2 separate regions of the Homo sapiens genome follow, and region 2 is linked to region 1. The links are chromatin loops, found by intact Hi-C in ENCODE. Cell type or tissue: heart left ventricle. All regions are shown on one strand. Region 1 overlaps LINC00336 (long intergenic non-protein coding RNA 336). Region 2 has its middle 16 kb from the start of IP6K3.

What was found. Hi-C counts contacts between places; a loop is a spot of excess contacts. Peaks named below come from ENCODE experiments on the same cell type or tissue, not always from the same donor. Only the 100,000 strongest peaks of a DNase experiment are listed, where the experiment ranks them.
Region 2: a loop joins it to region 1, with 6 times the contacts of the local background. A loop is called at or near these places in 62 of 110 quality-filtered maps.

The regions. Positions count from the first base shown.
Region 1 is chr6:33,586,794-33,591,793 of GRCh38, reverse strand. LINC00336 (long intergenic non-protein coding RNA 336) reads left to right here. Exons shown (of 2, transcript NR_027908.2): 2 at 3,924-5,000. It also overlaps the pseudogene GGNBP1. Among named protein-coding and RNA genes, the nearest start is that of LINC00336, 4.0 kb to the left of the region's middle. RefSeq lists enhancers at 1-546, 930-1,039, 1,530-1,599, 1,720-1,769, 700-1,899. In heart left ventricle, CTCF peaks have their summits at 1,763 and 1,970 (motif pointing left); DNase peaks (open chromatin) are centred at 1,475 and 2,003; H3K27ac peaks cover 2,499 bases.
Region 2 is chr6:33,760,408-33,765,407 of GRCh38, reverse strand. It overlaps a transcript of IP6K3 not described here. Among named protein-coding and RNA genes, the nearest start is that of IP6K3, 16 kb to the right of the region's middle. RefSeq lists an enhancer at 3,635-4,238. In heart left ventricle, a CTCF peak has its summit at 3,026 (motif pointing right); a DNase peak (open chromatin) is centred at 3,127; H3K27ac peaks cover 588 bases.

The DNA of each region.
Region 1 (5,000 bases):
TCAACCCAGCTGAGTCTCTCCCCTCTGCCTCTCTGCTTTCCAGCTCATCTCCCAGTTGAGAAGGGGAGCAAAATCTCCGGTTTTGCCCTCCCTTCACCCTAGTGTAGGCCAGGCTGACCCCCAGTGACCCCAGACAGGGCCTGAGGCACCATCTCCCTGGGAGGTCTTGGCCAGGGGGCCACAGGAGGGGGATCATACAGTCTCCTGAGGTGGATAGGCCCACCTTTGGCCCTGCCCACATTTTCCTGGGACCACCCACCCTGACCCCCAGCTCCTAAATGACCCAACCCACTGCCTTCCTTTCAGCCACCACTGAGTCCCTAAACTCTCTCAGAATGGACCTGGGTGCCTCTTTGCTTTTGCCTTCATCCCACCTGAGATACAGTGAGAGAGACAGAGACACTGGGAGACATGGGGAGACAGGGCAGAGACAGAAACACACACACAGGGACACATTTATATACCAACAGGGAGAGACCAGGAGAGTGACAGAGATTTGGCAAGTCCCTTCGCAATGCTCCAAACCTCATGGACCCAATCAGGGCCACTGCCAGCCCATTGTCCCTTTTGAACAAGTTAGGAAAGGCACCCTCCGGGGGGATGCTACCCCTCCCAGGGCCTGGTGAGTGAGTGTGATGGGCTGGGCTTCAGTCCCGCTGGCCCTTCGGCCGAGTGAGTGTGCTGGTGCAGGAGGGGCCGTGGAAGCTGTCCCCAGATGTCTCTATGCAAGGGGGAGAAGGCAATGCTGCAATGCTCCCCAGTCCTCGGGCCCACCCCACAGGCCTGCCCTTGTAGTGTTCTCTGAGGCGTTTCAGGATCCCCAGTCCTCAGCCCCGCCCTGCAGGCCTGCGCCTGCAGTGTTCTCTGAGGCCTTTCAGGAACGCTTGGGCTCTCACCATTCTAGCCTTGACCCGAGCCCAGCCCTCTGCCCTCACCCACGGGGCCTTCCCCCACAGCAGGTCCTTGGGTCACCTCTGCCTTCACCACCCAGAAATGTCAAGCCAGGCCCTTCCGCAGAAACCAGCCCAGGACACTGTGTGTCTGGGAAGAGGCCCTCAGGCCTGCTCCAGCACACAGACCCCCTCCTGCTCCAGGGACAGCGCCAGCACACCACACTTCCCAGCCTCACAGACCCCCGCAGTTCAGAGGAATCCCAGGAGTGGACAAGAAGGTGCCATGGGCCTCACTGGAGAGACAGGGAAAATGAGGAACAGAGAGGAAGGGTGACCAGCCCAGGGTCCCACACCCCGAACCAAGGTTTCTGCCCCCCTCTGCCCCTCCCCCCTCATCCAGGTGCTCCCAGGGAAGCCCTGCAAGGCCCCACCCTTCCCAACAGAGAACACTCTGGGAGGAAATGATTAACAGGGCAATTAGGGCACAGGTGAGTCATCTGGTCACAAGGCTGCCTCCTGGCTGACTCAGGGGGGCAGTCCAGATGGGCCCTTCCACCCGGCCCCAGCTCGGGGTCTGAGTCAAGGACACCATGGGCTCTGGCCAGGAAGTCCAGGAGAAAGCCTTCAGCCCTCTCCAGGCTCCACCCACACCCTGCAGGCTGGGGGACAGAGGCAGGGACTCCCACCTTCACTGGGCTGGCCTGGGCCAGGGCAGGGGACCAGGCTGCTACAGTTTCTGTCTCCCCACGCCAAGTCTGTGGCCACAGGGCCGGCCATCCAACCAACAGCTGTTGTTATCAATCACCGCGATTACTAAGAATAGCCATCATGTTCTGATACTGAACTTCAGCTCTGCAACAGGCCTCGGGCTAGACACAGTGGGGACCCATGGGGACCATCAGACAAGCATCCATGGATAGCAGTCATGTTGAAAAGAGCTGGGGACAGTGAGCTCTTTTTCTCATACATCTGCTGAGGGGTCTCAGAGCCTGGACCCAGGCAGAAAGAAAGGAAGGAACGGGGGACCCCACAGGGAAGCCAGCAGGACCTTCTGGTGAACAGCACCTCCTGGTGTCCAAACTAGGCCTGGCCCTGCTGCCCATCTCATCTCTGGGAAGCCAGGTGTGTCGGTCTCCTTCCCTGGCCAGTAAGGCCCATCATTATGCACTCCATCCCAAGCCCACCCTTACTTTTGAGATTAGGCAACACTGGACACCAGGGACCCCTGGCTTACCCAGGCCCGCCCTCCCGAGGCAGATCCCCCATCCCAGGGCCTCTTTCCTGGCTTTGTCCTTGGGCTGGCTGGGCAGGAACTTCCTGCTGGAGAATTCCCGGATCCTCCCTAGGAGGCTGCAGCACAGCCTGGGAACTTAGGGAGGGAGGGAAGTCAGGGACACCCCTCCTAACAGGGGCACGGCTTGTGGGCAGCAGGGTCCCCTGGCACTCTGGGCCTTGGGTCCTTCCCCAGCCCTAGGTCAGGCCAACTAGACCTCCTGCCCTCTCTGCACAGATGCCCTGCTGCAACCCCTCCACTCTGCAGCAGGGCAGCCCTAGCAGCCCCATGGGCACAGACTGGGGACTAGATCAAGACCTCAGATAGACTGGGCTTGCTCCAGGGTTGAAGATTGGGGGTTGGGGTCCAAAGACAGCCAACAATGAGGCCAAAGTCAAAGCACATTTTTATTAATAACATCACAGGCCTGAGTTGGCTGGGTGGGATAGAATTTGGGGCAGGCCCATCCTACAGACACATGGACACTGTGTCTCAAGACCCGCTGGCCACAGGGGATCCTTAGATGTACCCTAAGAAAAGACATACTCCATGTACCAGCTCCGGGGATCTGGGCAGGGCAGACTCAGGGCCAGCACCGGCTTCACTCTGGAGGCCAGTTTCCCATCTCACCTTTCTCCTCAAGAAGCAGGCACTGGGCGACAGAAATGGGTGAAGGAAGATGCCTCAGTCTTCTCTGCACCTCATAACCTTCTCCCTGCCCCCAGAGACAAGCACCCGAGGACACCTTTCCGCCACCTCCCCTCGGCTGGCACAGCTCCACCAACCCTGAGCCACCTCCCTGCCACAAAATGGAGAATCCTTTCTCCTTCCAACTTGGGGGGTTCCTTGGAAGCCCCAGGAGTCAGCACCGCAGCCAGTCCCTCCCCTCCCTCACTTCTGGACACGACCCCAAGGGGGGTCTGTGCCCTCCCCTCAAGCCCAAGGTGGTGCTGCTGCTTCCTCCGTGCTCCTCCCTAGGTCTCCAGCATTCTCCAAAGGCTCGGGGGCAGCCTCCTTCCCCCTCAGCACAGTGTCCCTGAGGGCAGTAAGGGGAGATGGGAATGGTGATGAGGACAGGACCTTTGAAATGTTGTGCACATGTACCCTAGAACTTAAAGTATAATAATGAGAAAAAAAAAGAAGGTAATGAACCTAAATAATAATAAAGGTAATAGTAATAAGATAATAAACCTAACAGAAAAAAACAAAACACCCACTGGGGAAAGGTATTCTTAAGGCAGCTCTGTCCCCAAAGTGAGGACTGGGCTGAGCCCTTACTTGCCACCACCCAGAAATGACCCAGGCCTCTCAGCGCTACTCAGGCAACCCCAGGACTGTGACTCCTGGGACAGGGCAGGCTGGCTGGGGAGGGGATGAGAAGAAGGAGGAGGGACCAGAAAGGGCAGATACCAAGATTCAAACCCTTCGATGTGAAAAGACAAAAGTGAGGGGCTCTGCCAGGTGCTGACAACCTACGTGGCTGTGGATGAGGTAACACAGAGGCCTCCTGTGACATGGACATGCATGCGGGCTTGGGGCAATTAGAAGGATGCCCCTCAGTGCCCAGCAGGCATGTTTCTTTTTTTGTTTGAGACAGGGTCTCGCTCTATTGCCCAGGCTGGAGTGCAGTGACACTCTCATAGCTCACTGCAGCCTCAACTGCCGGGGCTCAAGTGATCCTCCCACCTCAGTCTCCCAAGTAGCTGGGACCACACGTGCACGCCACCATGCCTGGTTAATTTTTGTATTTTTTGTAGAGACAAGGTTTCACCATGTTGCCCAGGCTTTTCTCAAACTCCTGAGCTCAAGCAATCCGCCCACCTCAGCCTCCGAAAGTGCTAGGATTATAGGCGTGAGCCACTGCACCCAGCCCCAGGTGGCAAGTCTTTCTGATAGGCACTGCTCCAAAGTGAATCACACTGTGCTAAGCCCCCGCAAGGGAGTGCCTTTGCAGCTTACAGCTGCACACTCGTCATCTCAGGAGGTCCTTGCAACAGTCCCCTTTCACGGGTAAAGAAACTGAGGCCTCTACTCAACCTCACAGAGCAAGCTAATGCCAGACTAAAACCTCTGGCCTCCAAACCCCATGCCCTTTCTTTTTGTAAGCTACACAGACTGTCAGGGCAAATGTCCACTGGATAAAAGCATGAGATGATGAATGGACGGAAATTAACCAAAAAGGTCATCAACACATTTTCAACAGATCCATCAATGTGCACTCAAAGAAGCTGAGACAGGCCTAACCTTTAAAGGCTGATGTCAAGGAAGGGGAGCAGCAGGATGGTACTCGGTCTGACCCAGCGGGGTCGCTCCCCTGAGCCTATGTGTGTTTGGAGTGGACGAGAATGGGAGAGAGATTAGAAAAACAGCAGCATCATGTGAATTACAGATGCACAGGAAAGCTTACAGCCTGTCTAGACAAATTCACTTATGTTACAGATGAGGAAACTGAGGCTCAGAAAGAGGAAGGGACTTGCCCAAGGCCACATAGCAAAGGAATAGCAAAGTTGAGACAAAAATAATGGACATTGTGACTCTGAGTCAAGTGAGAAACAGAGAGACTGATGGAGAAGTGTGTGTGTGTGTGTGTGTGTGTGTGTGTTTATGTGCATGCAGTGTGCACTCACTCAGGGGGCCAGGGTCCTGAATTTAGAAACACTACCACCAAGAAGGCATTATGCCTACCCTACCCAGGCAGTGGGGGCTGGAGCCAGGGCCTGGGGGCTGGAACCAGGGCCCAGGGCCTGGAGGGGATGGTAAGCCTCCAGCCCCACCTTCTCCAGGAAGGGGTTGGTGGTCTGGCACGGGCCAAGCGTACCTGGCCATCCACAATG
Region 2 (5,000 bases), 170 kb before region 1:
TCTCAGAGCGTCCCATCCCACGCAGGGACTCATGTGCACAGCATGCTGCTGCTCAATGCAGGCCCTGTGTGGAGCAGGTGCCCACGATCCCCACCAGGATCTTTTTTTTTTTTTTTTTTTTTTCTTTTTTCTGAGACAGTCTCGCTCTGTCACCCAGGCTGGAGTGCAGTGGCGCGATCTCAGCTCACTGCAAGCTCTGCCTCCCGGGTTCACACCATTCTCCTGCCTCAGTCTCCCGAGTAGCTGGGACTACAGGCGCCCATCACCACACTCGGCTAATTTTTTGTATTTTTAGTAGAGATGGGGTTTCACCATGTTAGCCAGGATGGTCTTGATCTCCTGACCTTGTGATCCGCCCACCTCAGCCTGCCAAAGTACTGCGATTACAGGCCCCACCAGGATCTTGAAGGTGACTGGACAGGAGTGAGGAGCCCGGGCCAGAGAGAGGGAAGTGTGTGCGTGTGCGTGTGTGTGTATGCTCGCATGTAGGCACACTGACACGCACGCGCACGCCTATGCTCCAGCCACCCAGTGGGGGGAGGGGCTTCCTCTGAGACAAACCTGCTCCATGTACTTTATCAAATTTGCAGATGCCACACAGCTGGAGGGAACGATGGCAAATATGCCAGATGACAGAGCTGGGATCTAAAGAGAAGCTGACAGGCGGGAGTGATGAGGTAGATCTAATGAGATGAAACTTAACAGGGACAAACATGTTTATTTCACCTTATTTATTTACTTGTGTCCTGCCTCCATGTGCTGAGGAATTGGGAGGAATGAGGCTCACAGGAGGAAAAAAGTGAAACACCCGCCACCGTCGGGGCCACAGACCTGACTGCACAGGCCTGAGGTGGGGAGTGGGTGGGGGGCTGAGGTTGGTGTGGGCTTGGGGGTTTAATGATGATGGTCAGTTCTATGGGCAACAGTGGCTGGCAGGGGCTGGCAGGGGCAGGGTTGGTCTGCGGCTGCATTAATAAAGGTGTAGCACCCAGGCTGGGGAGGGCAGTGGGGGCTCAGGAGTCAGGGCACCTGGGTTTGAAGCCCAGGATCTGTTGGGCAGGGACACAGCTTCCTCCACACCCTGTCTCTCCTTCCCTGTGGCCCAGGCACCACCAGCCCTCTCTCTCTTTACACATCTCCCTTGCAAGTCTGGCCTGGGCCTCTGAGATCCCCCAAAGTGCAGGGAAAACAGGTCAGTTTTACAAGAACTTTCTCTCCACTCTCCCACCAAAGCTGACAAGGCCGGGCTTGAAGTTTCAGCAGCAGCTGAGGGTTGGGAGTTAGTTACGTTAGATACCTCTCTCCCTTCTGGAGGGCACCTCCCAGTTCTCCAAGGGGGTTCTTACTGGCCCTCTCTCTTGGCTCTGGTTGGGTAGAAGGTTCAGCAGGAAGATGGTCACTTGTTCTAAACATTATAGGAGGGAGGGTTAGGCTGGTTCTGAGGACGCCTAAGGGGGCAGGGCTGGGCTTTGTGAGTGAACACCTCTGAAAACAAACCCCAGCTCTACAGGAGGAGGAAGGCTTTGGGCTGCCCTAAGAGGTAGTGAGGCTTAGGTCACTGGAGGTATGTAAGCAGAGTTACATGGTCACTCGGCAGGGACGCTAGCCCTGAATGGATGGATAGAGCTGGATGCATGCACTGAGGTCTTGCCCTACACTGAGATAGTGTGATTCCAGGCAAGCTTTTGATGAAAGCTGGGCCGAGTTTCTCACCCGCAGGAATCCAAATCCTCCTGAATGTGGTACTTCTCCCTGGGGAGCTGTGTGCCTGGTCTCCGTGTTAAATTGAGAAATGGAAGGGGTTTGAGGTAGCAGCCAGGCTGAAGTTCCTGAGCATGACTGCAGAACTGTGGCCCTGGAGTGTGGCCAAGGGTCACAAAAGGAAGGGGGACTCCAGACCTCTGGGAACCAGAACTGCCCGGAGTCGTCCCACCCCTCATGCTCCCACACAGCTCCTCACTCCGCATGTGACCTTGTGCTCCAGGGAGGCTGGAACCTAGAAAGCCCCTCCATGCCCTTCCCTGTTCCTTGTCCTCTGAGGGGCAATGAAGTCTGTACCCCAGCCCTGCCCTCTCAGCACTACTGAGACCCCAAAAGAACCTGGTGTCTGCTGGGCAGGGCCGGGGCACGAACCTGTAGGAAGATGTCACCCCCATTGCCGCAGCCATGGTCATCTTGCCAAGGGTCAGTGTGAGAGCAAGCCCAGACCAGCCCACCAAATGCAGACTCCCGGGGCCCTGCCAGGCTCTGAGTGAGGACCTCAGGTCTGGAGGAGAGGGGAGCAGTAGGATCAGACCCCTCTTCACTGAAGACCCACTAACACCACATGCAGATATGACCCCATTATCCCCTTCCCTCCTTTTCCCTCCCTGTCAGAAGATAAGGAGGGAGGGGGCAGGTGGCTCACTCCTCACTCTTTGCTGTCCCTGGAGGGCTTCCAGGAGGCAGAGTCAATCCAGCTGCAAGGTCTGGAGGAGGAGGAGGAGTGAGTTCATGTTGGGGCCACAGGGCCTGGTGGGGAAATAAGAACCAGCCAGAGAGGGACAAGCAGATGGTGGGTGTGGGATGGCAGTGCCGTCCACAGCACAGCTGGCAAGGCCTGGGCCCTGGATTCCAATTCCAAGTTCAGTGGCTTCCTGACTTCATGGCTGGGTGGCCTTAGACGACACGCTTTCTCTGGGCCTCACGTTCCCATCTGTATAATGGGAATGACACAGGCACCAATCTCACAGCTGTTGAATGGATTAAATGACATAGTGGACAGCGCCTGGCACACAGACAGTATCTGTTGTTGTTATTGTTATTATGAAAACATGTGACTACAGACAGTATAACTAAGAATAACAGATAGAAGTAACTAATATTCAGACTTCAGCTAATGATAAAGAACTTTTCAGAGAGGCAGAAGTGTCTCTCACTGGAGCAGGCTGTGCAAGGTGCTGAGCCCCCTGTGCTGGGAGCATTCAAGCAGCAGATCCTTGTGGAGAAATGCCTGTGTGGGGAGGGTGTGCGAGGGTAGCCAGCAGGGGTCAGCAGTGCAGCAGGAGGGGAGGAAGGCCAACCTCCCTACCAGTTCTGGGGACAGGAGTGACACCGGGGTCAGGCTGCCTTGCTTCAGGGCAGAGTCCCCAGTCACTGGCCCTAAGCCCAGGCTGACAGCTTCTCACAAGTGTCATGCAGGGGTCAGGCCAGGGCAAGGACAGCAGCCAGGCTGGGCTGGGGCCACGGGAGAGGGGAGCTCTGAGGCCTCCAGTGAGGAGCCCCAGGCTGAACACACAAGGGCTCCGGGCAGGCTGTGGGGCTGAAGCAGGGTTGCTGGCGTCCCAGGAGACAGAGCTCTGGGTTCAGGCCCCCAGAAGGGTCACTCGTGTGGCCAACATGGGGCCTGCTGACCAGGCTCTCTGTGCCTGAGCCTCCCAGCCCTCTGTGCTAGGGCTGAGATCTTCTTCCCCTTCTGAGTGCCACACAGCAGGCTGCCAGGGTCCGTCGAGCCCCATCCCCAGCACTGAGCCCTCTCAGCTCCACTGGGGGTCTCCTGGGGCCAGGAGACTGAGGATGAGGAGACTGGGCCCTGGGAAGGCCAGGGATGCAACCCTGTCCCCAGACCCTCATCCCAGCTGGCTCGGCCAGACAGAGACACCCAGGCTTCTCCCTCTTTGGCCCTGCAGGCCTGCAGAGCATGGGGCCTGAGACAAGGCTGCCCTGGAGAGAAGGTGACAGGCAGAGTATGAAACTGTCCCCCACTCTGGAGAGGAGGGGAGAGCCTGATACATCCCTGCAGCCTGCCCTGGTGCACAAAGCCCCCAGAGCCTACTACTGGGGGCCCCAGCAGAAGATGAGGGGCTTATTGCTGCATCTGACTCTTGGAGGCTCCCATTCAGAGAGAGCAGCTGCATCCCCAGCGACTGAGGTGGGCTAAGTCCAGGTAAGAGCTGGCACTGTCTCACAGCTGTGGAGTCAGATGCAGAGGTGGCTGGGATGCCCTCTGCCCACTGCGGCCTGGCCAGCCCCGGCCCCTCAGGAGTGGGGGTGGATCTTTCCTGGCCTCCCCTGGGGGAGGCTGTATCAGAGCAGGGCAGGCAGGAGAGAAGGGGACGGGCTGAAGGCTCAGCAGAGAGGGCATGGGTCCCTGGCAGGTGGGCTACTTTGGAGCTTAAGGAAGCTGATGTCCCCCACCTCGACTCCCACCCCAGGAAATGCTCTGTCGAAAGGGGAGAGTGACCCAGCTGACAGTTCCAGGAGGGATCTTAGGGCTTCAGGGTGGCTCCAGGGACACAGGGGAGGTTCCCTGCCAAAACCAAGCCAGAGCCAAAACAAATAAAACCTCCCCTAAGAGGAAGAGGCCTGAAATCCCACCGTTAAAGATTCATTCCTTTAGCTTAACACTTTGTCCTTTTTAAAAATGCAAACCTCTCAGAGTCTCACCTACAAGTAGGTTTGTCAAAGGAGAGAAGAGGATGCGTAGTCTCGTGGTGAAGAAGAATGGCAGAGGCCCATCGAGAGAGCAGGCGGGGGCTCCCAGGACTTCCTTTGTGGGCTACACAGCTCTGGCTAACGGCCAGCTCTAAAAACATCTGCAGGGGCCCAGGCGCGATGGCTCACTCCTGTAATCCCAGCACTTTGAGAGGCCGAGGTGGGCAGATCATGAGGTTAAGAGATCGAGACCATCCTGGCCAACATGGCAAAACCCCGTCTCTACTAAAAATACAAAAATTAGCCGGGCATTGTGGTGGGCACCTGTAGTCCCAGCTACTTGGGAGGCTGAGGCAGGAGAATCGCTTGAACCCAGAAGGCAGAGGTTGCAGTGAGCTGAGATCGCACCACTGCTCTCCAGCCTGGCAACAGAGCAAGACTCCATCTCAAACAAAACAAAACAAACAGGAGAAGGAGGCTCTGAGTCTCCCCATTCTGTTCCTGTGTGCAGGGAGTGAACAGACTCACGCCCCTCCACTGAAGACACCATTCACACAGGCACATGCCCTCACATACACGTCAACATG